2 separate regions of the Homo sapiens genome follow, and region 2 is linked to region 1. A link is a contact called in ENCODE Hi-C or POLR2A ChIA-PET data. All regions are on one chromosome and are shown on one strand. Each heading gives the region's core, a stretch centred on a gene start or an enhancer-like site at or near the end of the contact. The rest is flanking DNA. Distances are from core to core; before and after follow the strand shown.

The links. A loop is a pair of places that touch in the nucleus more often than their neighbours do. ChIA-PET counts read pairs that join two places held with the same protein, here RNA polymerase II (POLR2A). Pooled maps may share reads with other maps.
Region 2: a pooled map shows a loop between it and region 1 (3-fold over the local background). The contact joins two enhancer-like sites. A Hi-C loop is called at or near these places in 4 of 50 pooled maps. POLR2A ChIA-PET finds 5 or more read pairs at or near these places in 2 of 52 experiments (OCI-LY7 and activated naive CD4-positive, alpha-beta T cell).

Annotation. Positions count from the first base shown.
Region 1 is chr6:157,201,894-157,205,986 of GRCh38, forward strand. ARID1B (AT-rich interaction domain 1B) reads left to right here. Exons shown (of 20, transcript NM_001374828.1): 19 at 1,973-2,103. Among named protein-coding and RNA genes, the nearest start is that of TMEM242, 120 kb to the right of the region's middle. Within about 2 kb of position 1,580, at least 2 of the 41 ENCODE cell types and tissues checked have a DNase peak (open chromatin) inside an H3K27ac peak, as active enhancers do.
Region 2 is chr6:157,454,068-157,458,160 of GRCh38, forward strand. The region is part of intron 1 of ZDHHC14 (zDHHC palmitoyltransferase 14); the gene reads left to right. Among named protein-coding and RNA genes, the nearest start is that of MIR3692, 73 kb to the right of the region's middle. RefSeq lists an enhancer at 1,034-1,925. Within about 2 kb of position 1,867, at least 2 of the 41 ENCODE cell types and tissues checked have a DNase peak (open chromatin) inside an H3K27ac peak, as active enhancers do.

The DNA of each region.
Region 1 (4,093 bases), core at 330-2,829:
AGATTTGAACTTAACCAAGCCACTTAATCACTACAATACGTGCCTAACAGACCCCCCCATGAGGCTAATGAAATGCTAAAGGTGACCTGAGAAAATCTGAAGGCAAGCCACTCTGTAATTTGGTGACAACATACAGTGAATTTCCGTGGGAAAAAGTTAAAGCTTGTATGTAATATGTAGATTGATAGATGGTATGACATAAAGAATATGCTATGCTGTGATACATAGAACTGATATCATCCAATGCACTGGTAGACTTGGGCCAAGAACCATGTCAATCGAATGCTGATGTTGCTTGTTTATCCTCTGTGGGATGTTCTGAATACTAATCAGAGGTCTGGACTATCTGGAAGTACACACAGGGTTTCTGCATTATTTTTGAAGTACTTTTAACACAGGAAGGAAGATAATAGATCTGAGTTATATTAGGAAAAATTACTCAAAAAATATCAAGAACAAATTGACTTAAAATCTTTTTCAGTGATTAGAAAATTAAAGATATTAATAATTTGAAAGACATCAATCACTGGACATTAAGGAGATGTAGATTGAGAGACCAGGGCAGGAGAATCACTTGAACTCAGGAATTCGAGACCACCCTTGGACAACCTAGCAAAACCTCGTCTCTACTAAAAAGAAAAAAAATTAGCCAAAAGTGAGATTCATTTCTGTAGTCCCAGCTATTCAGGAGGCTGAGGTAGGAGGATCACTTGAGCCCAGGAGATCAAGGCTTCAGCAGTGACTGTGCCACTGTATACACACACACACACACACATATTCCTTTATATATATCTATCCATTTATATATAATGCATGTGTATCTATATCCCTTTATATATATATATAGATAGATATAAATATAGATATATAGATATATATAGAATATGTGTGTGTGTGTATTTATATGGGGTTGCAGAGGGAGAGAAGGAGACACAGACACTGAGCACCATTTTATATATAGAAATATATACACACACACACACGTGTATTGTGTGTTTATGTGTGTATATGTATGTTTAAATAAATACATCTAAATTTTCTAAAAATCTCCCAGTGCGGGTTATATAGCATTTGTCTTCAACCTAGGGAAATTTACATGTTTATTTTTAAAAGTAATTTTGATTTTTTTATTGTAAAAACAGTATGTAGCTATCTTAGAAAATTTTAAAACAGATAAAATAAAAGTGGAAAAGCCACGGTGTCTCCCCCTCATGCAATGATTCTTGGTGCCTGGAGAATGCCCCCAGCCTCCAGGCAGCTCCAGGGATCTGGCCGAGCTGGGTCTCATGGCAAATCTTCCAAACTTTCTACCTGATCATTTTGTTTCCTTCAGTAGCAGGAATAGGGAAAACAACAAATTACTTCCCATTCTGTGGCTCCAGCCATACTCCTGAGAAATCTGAGCCATCAAAGTGCTAATATTTATCACAGCATGTTCTGAGGGCAGGAGCACAGGACTAGAGGAAAGCAGCCTGGGAAGCCAAGGCCGTGTGTCTGAGGAGGCTGTCTTGGAGTTAAATTTTGCTTCCATGTTCTGCATACTTGGCGGCCTTCCAGGACGCCACCTTGAGACACTCGTGAGTGGTGAAGCCAAAAGAAGACAAATACCACTTTTGGGTTTGACTCATTTATTAAAAGCTCTGATACCACATTGCAGACTCTGTAGGGTGGCTGAAAGAAATAACCCGGCCATGAGAAAGGACCATCTGTGCTCAACCACTCCACCTCCAGAAGCACTTTCGGCCCCTGCGTGACCAACAAAGCGAGATCTGAAACCACAAAAGTTTCTCGTTACAGCTATGGCCTCCATTTAAAATCGGAAATGATCACGCTTAACTGTCCTTGAGAGCATTTGTTTAAAGTCAATATTTAACTTAACACTCCACTTATTTTTTCTTACTCTTTCGTTAACTTTCGTTCTTTCATGCATAGAGTCAACATTCATGATATCCTTGTTCTTCCCCATCTTCAGTTACTCCTGAGGCGTGGCGTGTGATGATGTCCCTTAAATCAGGTCTTTTGGCTGAGAGTACGTGGGCTTTGGACACTATTAATATTCTTCTGTATGATGACAGCACTGTTGCTACTTTCAATCTCTCCCAGGTAAGCCAGCATAGTCCAACTAACAACCAAATTAGGATAGGAGAGCATCAGGCCATGCACATTTGTGCTTGAACTAATGCCTGAGTTGATGAGCACTGACCGTCCAACACTGTTAATCACTGCAGTTGTTATCAACCAGCCTTAATCAATGTAGAGTTATCTGGGATAATATTCACTGTAGTCTTTAGTGTGTGTACACACACATACCTCTATTTCTTATGAGAGAACAGTGACTGTGTGTGTATGTGTATATGGGATAGATGACAGTAGTAACATTAAATTGTTCAGAATGAATATTAGCTGGCCAATGGGAAGAAATCAAAATGTAACATTAAGTTGTGACTGGAGTCAGCATTGGAAACACAGTTGGTTGCAATGGGACATAACCCTGCTTTCCAGGAGGACTTGACATCTTCTTTTCATTAAAAAGATATTCAAGATTTAGAAATTTTATATTCTATACATTTATAGAATGTATAAATATATATAGAAGGAGAGAGAGCAGTTTAATGAACCCCCATGTACCTGTCAGTCAGCTAAAATAGTTATGAACTCATGGCTAAACTTACTTCTTAGTCTATGCTCTCTCATTTCTGCCTCTCTCCAGGTTATTTTGAAGCAGTCATGTAAAAGCCTACTACTTTTAATGAGCTTAAACCCCTCCTTTGTTCAGAGGTAGGCTTCAGGTAGCTTCCAGCATAATAGCTAGAAGAGAGGAGCACTGAAGTTTGGGGAAAATGCCCGAGTCCACTGGGCTATAGACTTTTAAAGAAATATTTAGAAATAAAAAATGGAAAAAGGTCATTTTCCCTATAGTATACAAACAACTCTCTACTTTGAGTGCAAAAACTAAAACACTTAATTTCCTTGCTTCTAAGGAAATAAGACCAGAATCTTCTACTTCTTTCTTCTCTCATTTAAGCCCTCATTATCAGCCTAGAAAGGCAATTTTTCAATTGCTAGAAAGTTTATTAATAAGGTCATAAACATTGTACGAGTTCTGTGTTAACAGAAAATAAGTATTTAAAAACTGTATACTGCATTTGCTAGAGTAATGCGCTTTCATCCTTATGTTAGGTGAACTGTTGTTGATCACATATTTGCATAACCAGAATTGCTTTATTAACTTTCCCTTTTCCCCTGGAAAAAAAAGGGAAAATGCCCTTGGAACATTGTGCCTTCAGCACACTAAAAGCAGTTCTTTCTAGTTGGTGCTGGGGGCTTCCCCTGACTTCTTAAAAATTGTTCCAACTCTACTTTCAAGAAACTGACAGTAGGATATGAAGGTATAGCTGATTTCCAGAACATCTACCGGGAAAGAATCCTTGTTAGAATCCTTGTTACTTACTCTTTAGAGTTCCTAAACATGGTGGGGGGTGTTGGGAGAGAGGGCAGTTGCTAATCGTGAAGTGTATTGGTTTTTTCTTGGTACAGTTGCTTAAAGGAAACCAAACTTGTTCTTGTAGTCAGTGGTTCTCTCATAGTGGTTTTTGCCTTTCAGCTAGAGTCATAAATAACTGAAATGTAAAATTGCATTTTATGAAACATTTTAATTTATTTATCATAGGCTAAATTGATTTGTTTTTAATTTTCAGTGTTCATGAGCTACCACATTGCTGAAATTATCTTCTCCAAAAGATATATAGAGAACATAAATTAGGGTGACCTATGGTACCTGAGACAAAAATAACCATAAAATCCTAAGAATAACAACCATAAAAATCCCGGCAAGCAAGTCTCAGATAAATAATAGAAGAGAACAGAGTCACTTTGGGCAAAAGAGTCTATAAAATCCATGTTCCCACTCTTCTAATAATGAGTACATTGTCTCTAAATCAGGAACAGAAAGGTAAAGAACAGCAAGGCACTCCCTCAGTGATAAGATTAGAGATATGAGAATAAAAAGTAAGTTTTCGTGTAGATAGTCTAAGCAAGGAAGCAGCAAATAAGGAACATGCTAAACATCGGTTTAGTTTATACTGTAAAATTC
Region 2 (4,093 bases), core at 617-3,116, 250 kb after region 1:
GGCATGGCAGTGCTGCCCCACAAAGTCCTCAAGGCCACAGACTCCTTTTCATTGTTAGCTGTAGCTGGCCTACATCCCTTTGGTTATCTCATAGTCCAGAACAGCTGCTCCAGCTCCAGCCATTGTATCAGCACTTCCATCATCCAAAACATGAAGGGACAAAGAAATAAGATCAAAAGACATGCATCAGCCATTCTTTAAGCACTGCCTACATATTTTCCTTGGTATGTTCTCAATATTTACTACTTTTAAAGGCACTTGTCTTCTAACATCAAGGAGTAATTCCCTGTTATCTCTCTACTTTATGTTAACATACCACACTCTTTAATTTCAGAAGACTCCTTGCTATGAAATGTGTGTATCCCTAAGAAAAAGAAGAAAAATGCAACATAACATTACTGATTTTAAAATGCTTTTAATGCAGCTTCTTCTTTTTTTTTTTTTTTTTTGCCACGAGTCTCACCCTGTTTCCCAGGCTAGAGTTCAGTGGTGGTGTGATCCTAGCTCACTGCAGCCTTGAACTCCTTGGCTCAAGTGATTCTCCCACCGCCTCAGCCTCCCCAAGTGCTGGGATTACAAGCGTGAGCCATGGGACCTGGCCTTAATGCATCTTTAAACATGAACTGACACAATTTAAAGAGCAAATAGATATAAATGCTCTAATTTTTCTTTTAGCACATAAAAAGCATCTGAAAATTTTGATAGTTTCTGCCATGTTAATGGAGTTATTTAATAGAAGCCACAGGCCAAGCAGTTATTTTCTTTTGTTAATGCTGTATTTGATGCTGACATGGTGTTAAATATTCCTAAGCCCCAGCAGAAGCACAATATTGATTTCAGTTGGACCAGAAAGCATCCTTTTGTGAGTGCCTCTGACAGTCCTGTGAACAATGCTGTTGGTTACTCTGGGCTGAAAACAGGCCTCAGTTTCAGTGTCACCATTTTAACACTCTCATTTATCGCAAACTGACGGGCCCATCCATTCTAGCTGCACATCTGTGGCCTGATGTTTCCTGGGAGGCGCAGCCAGGCCACTTTGAAAGGCAGCAAAAAGCTTTTAGGAGTGAACTGAGCAGGGCAGTCACTGCAGTATCATTGCCTCCCGAAGTTCTTGAAGCATTTCCCAGTCTGCATGGGCAGGAGGACCCAGGGTTTGTGATGAGCACCTGCTGCAGAAAGACTCGGTCTTCCTGAAGATGTGAGGCAGCAGAAGTGCTCTAGAGATGCCTTCACAAGGGCAGAGTGATCAGTCACCATGCCTTAGAGGCAAAGCACTCAGGAACTGAGAAAAGACAAAAGCAGGGGAGGAAAGCGTTCTGGCCTGGAAGGGTGACGCTGGCATGGGGGTTCCTGTTGAGTGCCTTTCCTCATTGTCCTTCCTACCCTGAATGAAGCAGGTGAACCACATGGGAAATCTGTCCAGACTTTTGGCAGACAGTGAGTTTTCTCCAGGTCTTTCTTAAGTCTGGAGGCCCTGATGCCGCCGGCCTTTGTGCTTGCGTTTGTGTTGTTTTCTAGATCCTGGAGTTACAGTGAGCTGGGGGTCCTGTTGAGGGGCTGGTTAGAGCCTTGCAGCTTCCCACCTGGCACACCCCTCGCTCCTCCGGCAGGAACCGGGCCATTTCGGGGACATTGTAATTTTCTTCATGAGGAACAGAATGTGATCTTTCTTACAGTCAACTGGGGATACAAGCGGCTCTTGTTAGAAGGAAAACGACTGTAGAACACAGCATTTTCTCTCAGATAAAGCAGTTAGTTTTAGAAAGGAAATTAGAGAGAGAAAGTAACACGTTGGCCCATTGTGTGTCTGAGCGGCGCTCTGCCTGCAGCTATCTCCGTGTCAATGGCATCCTTTGATAGTCGCAGTGGACCGGGTCACACCCCTTTAATCTGACTTGTGGGGGAAAGAAGAGAATTATCCTTAGGCCTCAGAGAAAGAACAGAGGAAATGGGAGTTTTGCTTTTTCGGCGAGGATTTAGGTTTCATCGGAGTTCATTTATGTTTGCAGATTGCGCCCTCCGTTATGAAAACACATCCTTTCCTTCTACTCCCGGAGGAGGCCTGCTGCGGGAGGGAAGCTCTTCCTGACCTCTGCCTCCCCGAGGAGGCTGCCACGGCGCGTGGCCCTAGATTCTGACAGAGGTACTGGGCTTGGGTTTGAGCAAAAGCAAAGACAGTTCCAGTGATGTGTCCTGTTAGCCCTTCGATTTTAGCATTTTCGGTTGATTGGCCTGAAAACAGGTGCTGCTCAGGCAGCTCGTGATCCACTTGGCCCTCTCCTCGTTCATCCTGGGGCTGCCAAAGCAATGGGTAGAGAATCAAGGCCTGGCCTAGAGTCCAGGCTCTCCCTAGTCATAAGTGTGGGATGTTGCCTCCCCCATGGAGCCAGGGTTTTTGCAAAGTGGGAAGGACAGTAGCTACCTAAAACGGCACTCAGCGCTGTTAGGGACCTGACGTGACATTATTTATTCGAGAACACCCTTAAAACTGTCAAGAATTGAGTAAGACAAAGCACCACCATGTTTCTCCCTGGCAGTACGAGCTGCTTCAGAGAGCAGGTGTGGGCAGAGAGAGGAAGTGAGCCTTATCAGCCTGATCTTTCAGTCAGGTTTTTACATTTTTTTAAAAAGAAGTTTGGAAATTTACCAAGGGAGGAGGAGATTGAAGAAGAATTTTACAATTATTTGGAGAATTCAGTGAACCGTTCTGTTTCTGTCCACCTCTTTTTGAAATTACTGAGAAGTAACGTTTTCATTAGTAATCGCATTACATGTGCTGGTACAAAGACTGAGTTGTGGGCCGGGCGTGGTGGCTCATGCCTGTAATCCCAGCCCCTTCGGAAGGCCAAGGCGGGTGGATCACCTGATGTCAGGAGTTCGAGAGCAGCCTGGCCAACATGGTGAAACTCTGTCTCTACTAAAAATACAATAATAAATAAATAAATAAATAAATAAATATTAGCCAGGTGTGGTGCATGCGCCTATAGTTCCAGCTACTTGGGAGGCTGAGGCAGGAGAATCGCTTGAACTCGGGAGGTGGAGATTGCAGTGAGCCGAGATTGCACCATTGCACTCCAGCCTGGGTGACAAGAGTGAAACTCCATCTAAAAAAAAAAAAAAAAAAAGACCGAGTTGGGATGGGCACTTTTTTGGCGCCAGAGTGGGCCACAGACTGAGATTCTGTGGTTGAGGTGTTTATCAGGGCTTCCAGCGTGGGCTCTGGGAACTTCATTTGTTTGGCCACAGCAAATAGAAATGGAGCCCAGGAGTGGGAATGCTAGCTGGTATTGTAAAATCTGTTTTGTGATCATTTGGGAATGCCATTCCCTGGAACTGGAGTATGAAACTGGAAATTTGCTCTAAGAATTCTGGAGAACTATCCTATCATGTTTTAAAACGGACAATAAAGCCTGTACTGTTCTTACTTTCTGCCTTTGTCAGCAAGTAGGAGTACACAAAAATGAAGTAAAGATGTTACAATATTCACTGGAATATTTATCAATCATTTAAGTATTATACCACTGCTTTTTTCATAATCCTGAAATGATGGAAATGTGATTTTACTGTGAACTATTAGTCAGTGATATTCATGTCCAAAATTATGCCTGGGACCAAATTGCCCTTGGCATCGGGGGTCTCTTTGGGGTCTGACATGTAGATCCTGTATAGATTCTGTGTTCCTGGTTTTACTGTTTCTGAGTGGGTCTCATCCACTGGCCACTGCCTGGCCTCTACCACTTGCGCCCTCAACCAAATGCAGCATTGAGAGACGGTCCCCTGACCACTGAGCCTCAACTGCCATGCTGAGGTTTTACAGCTGGGGGGCTGGGTTGTGTCTGCCCCAGGGCCAAGGAGGAGCAAATTTGGACAAATTAAAAACCAATGCCAAGATAACCAACTCATAAAAGGCTCGTGAGCATATCTGCTTAGACTGGCTTTGCAGGAAAGATAAATAAATAGCAGACTACCTGCCCCCCACTTTCCATCCCATACTCTCAGGCGGATATGCCTCCTCTTTCTGCACTCGGTATGTGTAGAATCTGGTTATTGACATTTATTTATGTTTATGCCTAGAGGAGTGTTTTTGCGGAAG